2 separate regions of the Mus musculus genome follow, and region 2 is linked to region 1. Evidence: chromatin loops called from intact Hi-C (ENCODE). Cell type or tissue: heart. All regions are shown on one strand.

Evidence for each region. A loop is a pair of places that touch in the nucleus more often than their neighbours do. Peaks named below come from ENCODE experiments on the same cell type or tissue, not always from the same donor. Only the 100,000 strongest peaks of a DNase experiment are listed, where the experiment ranks them.
Region 2: it touches region 1 in a loop (2.3-fold over the local background); 1 of 42 quality-filtered maps calls a loop at or near these places.

The regions. Positions count from the first base shown.
Region 1 is chr10:128,095,182-128,099,181 of GRCm38, forward strand. It overlaps Baz2a (bromodomain adjacent to zinc finger domain, 2A), which reads left to right. Exons shown (of 30, transcript NM_054078.2): 2 at 1,258-1,342. Among named protein-coding and RNA genes, the nearest start is that of Baz2a, 4.4 kb to the left of the region's middle. In heart, a CTCF peak has its summit at 1,545; DNase peaks (open chromatin) are centred at 1,750, 2,170 and 2,610; H3K4me3 peaks cover 2,373 bases; H3K27ac peaks cover 2,236 bases.
Region 2 is chr10:128,300,885-128,304,884 of GRCm38, forward strand. It overlaps Pan2 (PAN2 poly(A) specific ribonuclease subunit), which reads left to right and starts at 2,451. Exons shown (of 26, transcript NM_133992.3): 1 at 2,451-2,587; 2 at 3,211-3,609. The coding sequence starts at 3,328. In heart, no CTCF peak of the experiment used is centred here; DNase peaks (open chromatin) are centred at 2,407 and 2,707; H3K4me3 peaks cover 2,598 bases; H3K27ac peaks cover 2,450 bases.

The DNA.
Region 1 (4,000 bases):
TTCTCCTTTCTCCAGGGCGTGGAGGTTAGTGGGCTTTTGGAAAGATAAGGTGTATCCCCCCAGGCGACCTTTGTCCTTTTGTGTTTTTTCCAGACAAAGTCTCACAATGAAGTCCTGACTAGTCTGGAACTGGATTTGTAGACCGAGCTGGCCTTGAGCTCACAGGGCGATCCTCTCCTCTATGCCTCTTCAGTGTAGGAATGAATTACAGGCGTAGGTTGCCGTGACTGACTTTATAAACTCATTTTGACAGGGGAGAGAGATTTTGTTCTGTCTCCTCCTTCCCTTAGTAATCTACTTAGCTCTGTTGAGGGAGAGGAACCATGTGCTGAGCCCACATTTTTGGCTTATCTTAAAGAGATCTTCCTTTTGAAACCTATCTGAACTTTTTATAATGATGGGTGGGTAAAGCATCTCCCACACTCAGAATCCCTGTCTGGGGTAAAGACATTGGCGTTAGACTGCGGGTTTGGTTCAATCAGACTCTGTCCACACCCAGATTTCCAAGCTCTTGGGATCCCCCAGAGAAAAATGTATTTGTTGACCCCTCAAAACCAGCCAGAATCTTGTTTCTGTGTGTCGCTCTTTCTAAGTCTTCAGACTTAGCTTTGCGTAGTTTAGGCAATTGTTTACATTCTAAAACTACATTTCATTGATTTGAATGGGAATTATGAAGCCAGAAGTCTTGAATTGGAAGGAAGGGGAATGCAGTTCCCTTCTAGTCATATTTTATTTACTGTGTGACTTTGAACAGGTCGGGGAGCTTCTGTGGGTCTTGAGTTCTTCACCTAGTGAGTGAGAGGTAGGAACTGAAAAGAAAAAGCTGTAACATACGACACTGTTTCCCATCTTGGGTCCCTGCAATAACATTCAGATGAAAGCTAAGCCATAATTCCTGTCTAGACTTCCAGTTCTCCAAAGAACACAGCCATGTAGCCTTGTTGGAAAAGGTTTGGGAGATGGGCGGTGGTGGCGCACACCTTTGATCCCAGTACTTGGGAGGCAGAGGCAGAGGCAGGCGGATTTCTGAGTTCGAGGCGAGTCTATCGAGTGAGTTCCAGGACAAGCCAGGGCTACACAGAGAAACCCTGTCTTGAAAAACCAAAAAAGAAAAAGAAAAGGTATGGGAACAGAAAAATATTTGGGTCAGTTTTTTGGTTATCTTACTGCTTATCTTCTACCCTTTGGCCACATTTAGGCTAGATTCAGATCTTGACTGTGTGGAGCCAGAGCCAAGTCTCCTTTCCCCATGTGCAGGATTCTCTCCAACGACCAAGGTCCTGCAGATGACACCAGGAAAGCAGTGATCCAGGCAGGACCAGGTTGTCCCTACAGGACATAGGTGAGTATACTGCTTCCTTTTCATCCCTGTAAAATCGCTCCCTATGTATCAACTTCCACTTTTTCATCACCACCCTGCTGAGGAAATAAACAGCCCCGAAATGGTCCTAGAAATGGGTTCTAGCCGTTATGGTTAATCCTGGGATATGGCTCACCTTTCAATTTGACCTGCGTGAAGCAAGACTCCAACCCTCAAAGAGATGCTGGTGAAGCAGGGAACTGCTGGGAGGGATTCTGGGCGCTAGGACCCAGATTCGGATCGGGGCCGGGCACTAGGACCCGGCGGCCGCGGCGGTGGAGGGCGGTGCTGCCGGCCCCGTTTCCCCGCCCCCTCCGTTTACTCCTCCCCCGCCGGCCATGTTGGCTCAGCTCAGGCCCCGCGGTTGAACCGCGACCCCCTTCCCCCTCCCAGACCCCGCACCCTGCACCCCTCTCCCGCGGGAGTCTCCTCCCTCCTGGCGCCCGGAGCCTGGCCATGTGAACCGCCCGTCCCCCGGGGAGAAGCGAGCCCCGACCGGGCTGGACGCGGTCGCCTCAGGTTTGTTGGGTGTGCGGCCGGGGGCCGAGGGTCGGGCGCCCGGTGTCCGCGGGAGTTCCTCAGGCAGCTGGCGCCTCAGGTGACCGGGACTTCTCCCCGCTGGGACGCCGCCGGAGCTGTTGGGAGACCCCGGCCGGGCGCGGGTGGCGGCTGACGAGGCCCCCTGAGGTGGCGGTGCGGTCGGGCTCGGCTGGGGTGGAGACCCATCCAGTGGCGGCGGAATCCCCGGGAGGGCTCCACCTCCTGGGGCGGCGGGGTCGCGGGCGTGCAGGGGATGGACGCGGGGCTTCCCACGGTGGGCTACACCTGAGGCTCGTGCGGATGGGGGTTTCGGCCGCGGTGAGTGGGGGTGACTCCGCGGTGACTCCCCGGAGAGCCTCGGGTTTCTGTTCTCCGGGTCGTGGAGAGGGCCTGGCTGTCGGTCGTGCTGGCCTGGCTTGGGGCCCTGGAGCCCCGGGAGAATCCCTGACTCTAGAGATGGGGGTTGATACAACTCATACTTGGCGTCTGGTTTGAGTAGGGCCGAAAACTGAGGGGAAGAATAAAGAGGGATTCCTTCCCAAGGAAATCCTCTCCAAAGGGGATCCCCGTTTCCGTAGAGAGACGGTGCTCTCGCATCATCCCTTTCTTTCCCGGCGTTCCCGACTTGCACAAGTCAATGCCAATAGCAGGCATCCTTTGTGGAGCTTACAGGAATGAGGGATTTGTATCCTTCGGGGGGAGTGGTGTTGGTGGGGGCGATAGCTTCCACCACCTCCATCTGTACACAAACTGCCCCTCCCCCAGCCTCCCGCAGGAAGTGGCCTGGAAATGGCAGCTGTGCGTTCGATGCTGCGTCTCTTGTTGTTTTGAAATGACCATTTTAATCTGATTTGGTTTCATTTTCTGAAGCCTTCTGGGCAGGCTTGGATCTGCCAAACGTTAGACTTTTTCCACTGTAGTATTCATTTGTCATCTAGTAGTCGGTCAACTATAGTTGACCCACTGATCTTGGTCCTCCTTTGTACACTGTCTCTTCTGGACCCCACTCCTGCCCCAACCAAGTTAGAGGTCATAGAAAATCAAAGTGAGTTATCACGAGCAGTGATCACTCTTCAGAACAAGCAGTGCAGATTGAGTGTAGAAAGCTGCCAAGAGTACTTGAGATCTTTATGGAATTAGAGTGGCTTTCTTGATCCTTAATATTTTTAAGCATGACAGTTTTTCTTTTTTGCAAATCATCGGAGCAAATAAGCTTGTGGAGAAAAGGATACTTATGAGATGTGGAAGAAGGGAAAGGGGGAAGATGTGTACTTATGATTAGTATATAGGGATGGGGACTGATTATTATTACTAACGAGAGTGTTAAGCTTGTTCCTCAGTGGTGAGTTTAGTCCAGTCCTGCAGGGAAACCTCCTCGTTGACTTTTTTACCTTTTACAGAACAAATTAGGGGAATTTGCTATCATGATGTAACTTTCGTCTATACAAGGCTGGCTGGCTGGCTTTCTTTCTTCCTTTCTTTCTTCTTTTTAAACATTTATGTTTGTGAGTATACTGTCAGTCTTCAGACCAGAAGAGGGCATCGGATCCCATTACAGATGGTTGTGAGCCACCATGTGGTTGCTGGGAATTGAACTTAGGACTTTGAGCAGAGAGCCAGTGCTCTTAACCACTAAGCCATCTCTCCAGCCCCAAAAGAATATTTCTTGAAGGGTAGGGTTTTTTCTTTTTCCTTAAAATTTTTGTTGTTGTACTTTATGTGTATGGGTCTTTTGCTGCATGTATGCCTGTGCACCACCGGTGTGCCTGGAGCCAGCCCATAGAGACCCGATGCAGGGTTTAGATTGCTGGGATTGGGGTTACAAAATAGTTGTGAACTGTCTTGTGAATGTGAAGACTGAACTCCTGTCCTCTGGAAGAACAGCGCTTAACTGAGGAGCCATCTCTCCATCCCAAAATAACGTGCTTTTGTTATTTTTAATTGTTGGTCTGCAGGGGCTGGAGAGGTGGTTCAGCAGATGAGAGCACTGGCTGCTCTTCCAGAGCACTGGGGTTCAATTCTCAGCTCCCACATGGCAGTTTACAACTGTCTGCAGCCCTATGTACCAGTTCTAGAGGATCTGACACCCTCACACAGGCC
Region 2 (4,000 bases), 210 kb after region 1:
GTAGTCAGTGCTCTTAGCCGCTGAGCCATTTCTCCAGCCCTGTATTTTGAGTCTTCTAACTTAGCTTTAGTAACAAGGATTATAGACCTGTATCAGGCTCAACCCATATTCTGCAGTTTAGTTCCTTGTTTTTGAGACAGTTTCTTGTTGCCCAGACTGGTTTCGGAATGACCTTGAGCTCCTAATCTTCCTGCCTCCACTTCCCAAGCGCTGGGGTTACAGGTGTGCTTCGCTCCATGTAAAATTACTGTGTCATTATATTGGATACTGTGAGGAAACTCAAGTGGAAGTAGATTTTGATTCATAAAGTAGTTTATTGAGTGAGGTCTGATGGCACCCTTCTGTATACCCAGTTCTGGGGTTAATATGAAGGGAGGATTACAAGTTCAAGTCTAGTTTGGACTCCTTACTGAGAATTCAGCTCAACAAACCAAAAAGTAACCGATTTACTCCAAGTATCTCAAGCTCCTTAACTCCCGTGGTCTGTGAGGTCTCTTTCAATTATGAGTCTTTAATATGGAGATTTCTGTGTAGGGACTGTCTGGGTCTCTTAGCACCTAAGTCCTTGTATGAAAATTTAAATCTAAGGACCAGCGAAGCCAGAGATCCTTTGAGTTAGGTGTTCTCTATTTTGATGTAGGATTTCTTGGTGTGTGGAATACCCAAGTGCCTATGTCCCCCTTGCCCACCCCATTACTATTTTATTTTGTTTTTTTTTTTTTTTTTTAGATAGAGTTTCAGGTAGGCTAGGCTGCAGAACATCCATAGATGAAGTCCCGATGCATCTGCCTCAGGGTTCTTTCTTGAAGTTCTACTTGCTTGCCTTTATTGAGAGAGAGAAAAATCACACACACACACACACACAGAGAGAGAGAGAGAGAGAGAGAGAGACAGAGGGACAGACAGAGACAGATAGACACTTAAATTTATTTATTATGTATGTGTGCCACAGTATGAATGTGAAGACAACCACATTGAGTCTCAGGGATGGAACTCAGACCCTGACAGTTGGTAGCAGTATCCTTACCTGCTGTACCATCTTGAAATCCTCTTTCACCTTTTTGAAAAGAAATACATTTTTATTTGGATGAGGGGGGTGTTTTGAGACAGGGTCTCACTGTCTAACCTTGGTCGGCCTAGAATTCACTACGTAGACCAAGCTGTCCTCAAATTCACAGAAATCCATTCTGCCTCCTGAGTGGTGGGATTGCCATCCCACTTAGCCTGGTTTTTGTTTGTTTGAAACAGGGTCTCATGTAACCTGACTAGCCTGGGACTTGCTATATAGAAGAAGCTAACCTTGAACACTAATCCTCCTGCCTCAGGATTACTGCCATTACAAATATACCTCCACTATGCCTGGCCCAATAAATGCTTTAAAAGTTTTATTATTGGTGTTTATTATTGGTGAGAACTTTCTTCCACAGGCACCTGTTGAAAGGGATATTCACCATGTAGCCATAGCAAGCCTGGTCCTTACTATCTATGTAGCCTAGGCTGGCCTCGAATTTGTAAGGGATTCCTGCCTCTGCTTTAATAATGCAGGTATTGTAGGTATGGACCACTAGTGGCACAGGGCCTTTAAAAACAGAGATGACAGAGCTGAGTTTGGGCAACCTAAGACATCTCACAGCCTGGACCAATTCCAAAGCAGTTTAGTACACAGCCAGTACCCCCAAATATTTTAGACACGGTGACACACTCTCACAGGAGAGGGAGAGGCAGTAGGATCTCTTAGTTGGAGATTAATCAAGAACCCCTCAGAATAGCTACAGCTCAGTTGACTCAGTTTACTGTTTATCTCTCTCTTGGGGTCAATGTCCAGCTCCACGGTCTAGGGGAATTTTGACAGTCTAGGAGACTTGTTTCTTGGGAAAATTAGGGGACCTCTGGGGACGACACAAACATTGATGGGAATTTCAGATGGATGCCTCTAGAAATAGAGAAAAGGTGGCCACTTGGGCCACACTAGAAGTCAGGCTCCCGCTTCCTTTTTCTTCCCCACATCTAGAAGTCATAGGAAATGCCAGTGAGTTTCGGGGGTACAGGGTCAGAGGTATTGGAATGGCTCACAGGCACAGCAAGATGAAGGTCTATACGCCGGGAATGATGAAGGCCACGCTGGGAATACCCACCGGGCGAGTCCCAGTGCTTAGCCTCTGGCGCCCCTTTAGTCTAGTTCTTATTCAGGGAGCGTAAAAGCTTGGCTTCAAAGTCTAAAGTTAATTTTGCTTAACAAAGCCTGAGAGCGAAGGGATTACTTTTCGTAACACCAAATAGATCCGCGCCTGATTCAGTTTGTCCCCGGTGGCATTCCGTAACCTTGTTTTGGCGGAGGCTACGTCACTCTCCTTCTCAGGCGCTGCCTGTACCTGGCTTTTTCTGATTGGCTGGGATGAGCCCGTGGCCCCCGCTGATTGGAAGCGATGGCTGCCAATCCACCGTCCGTCTTGCTTGGGTTAGGTTGAGCTAGAGGCGGGGGAGTAGTAGGGAAACTGGAATTTCCCGCGGAGCTGACGGCGCTTTCTCTACCCCCTACTCGTTTGAATTCCACGCGCTCCAAAATATCCGCCATGGAGAAATCTTGGTAATGACCCATTCCCCGTAAGCATCCCAGGAACACGTCTTGACCTTTGCCCTAATCCTTCCCCTCCCGTCCCCTGCGCTGGGGGAGAATTCTGGGTAACCAGTTTCTCTGGTTCGCTCAAAGAATTCTGGGTAGCTATCCGTTTCCATTACTTCCCCCTTACCCCCGCCCCGTTTGTGGGTAACTGGCCGTTCTTGTTACCCACCCCCTGGAGAATGCTGGGTAACCACTGTAAAGGATTCTGGGAAACTGGCTTGTCTTGCCCCCTTCACCGCCCAGCCCCTTTGTCTCATGTCCAATTCTAAGAAACAAGCATTTCAGAGCTCTCCCCCGAACTCCAGCCCCTATCAAACCCGCTCCCTTCACCTTGTGGTTCAGGAGAAAGGGAAGTCAAGAGTTAGATCATTTGGTGGGCTGGCAGGGAACTTAGGAAGTTTAGAGGTGCAGAGTAAGGGACACTGTCATGCCACTCACAGTACAGCGTTGCCCTTGTCCTCTTCATGCATGCTTCCGTCTTTGCCTGGCAGTCTCATCCCCTCTGCCTACCTGATTGTCCTGTCCACATAGAAGATACTTCCAGTACCTAGGCCTATCCCTGACTGCGCTGCCTCTTTCCCTTGCAGGCCAGAATGTCCATTCTAGGTTCACTGGTGCTGTCCTCCTGAAGGCTGGGTCACTTGTCTGTAGGAAGCGTGGCAAGGGAGGGTGTGACTCCGGTCTGACCAGCGGCCACTATCGTCATGAACTTTGAGGGTCTGGATCCTGGACTGGCCGAATTTTCCCCAGCTATGCATTCTACCCTGGACCCAGTCCTGGATGCCCACCTGAATCCAAGTTTGCTACAGAATGTGGAGCTAGACCCAGAGGGAGTGGCCTTGGAGGCTCTTCCTGTCCAGGAGTCAGTGCACATAATGGAAGGTGTCTACTCTGAGTTGCACAGCGTGGTGGCTGAAGTGGGAGTGCCTGTGTCTGTCTCCCACTTTGATTTACATGAGGAGATGCTGTGGGTGGGGAGCCATGGGGTAAGAACTATACCCCTTTCTGAAGGCTGAAAGGGTGTATTAGAAATCTTTATCTGGTCTTTGCCCAAGGACAGCTCTTTGCAGGTAGTCAAAACTGAGTTGAACTGATGAGAGTTAGCTGGGTCTTTCAAACCAACAAGGGAGTGGAGAGATTAACTACATATTTAGTTTCATAAGGCATTCCACTCTGTCAGTTCTCCTATCACTACTGTGTTTTTGCGACAACATCTCTCTCTATAGTCCAGGCTGATCTAGAACTCACAGCAGTCCTCCTGCTTTTGCCTCCAAAGTGCTGAGTTTCCTTGTATGTAACCATATCTGACTGTTGTTTATTGTTTTTGTTGTGTTGTTGTTTGTTTATTGTTTTTAAAGACAGGGTCTCTCTATCCCA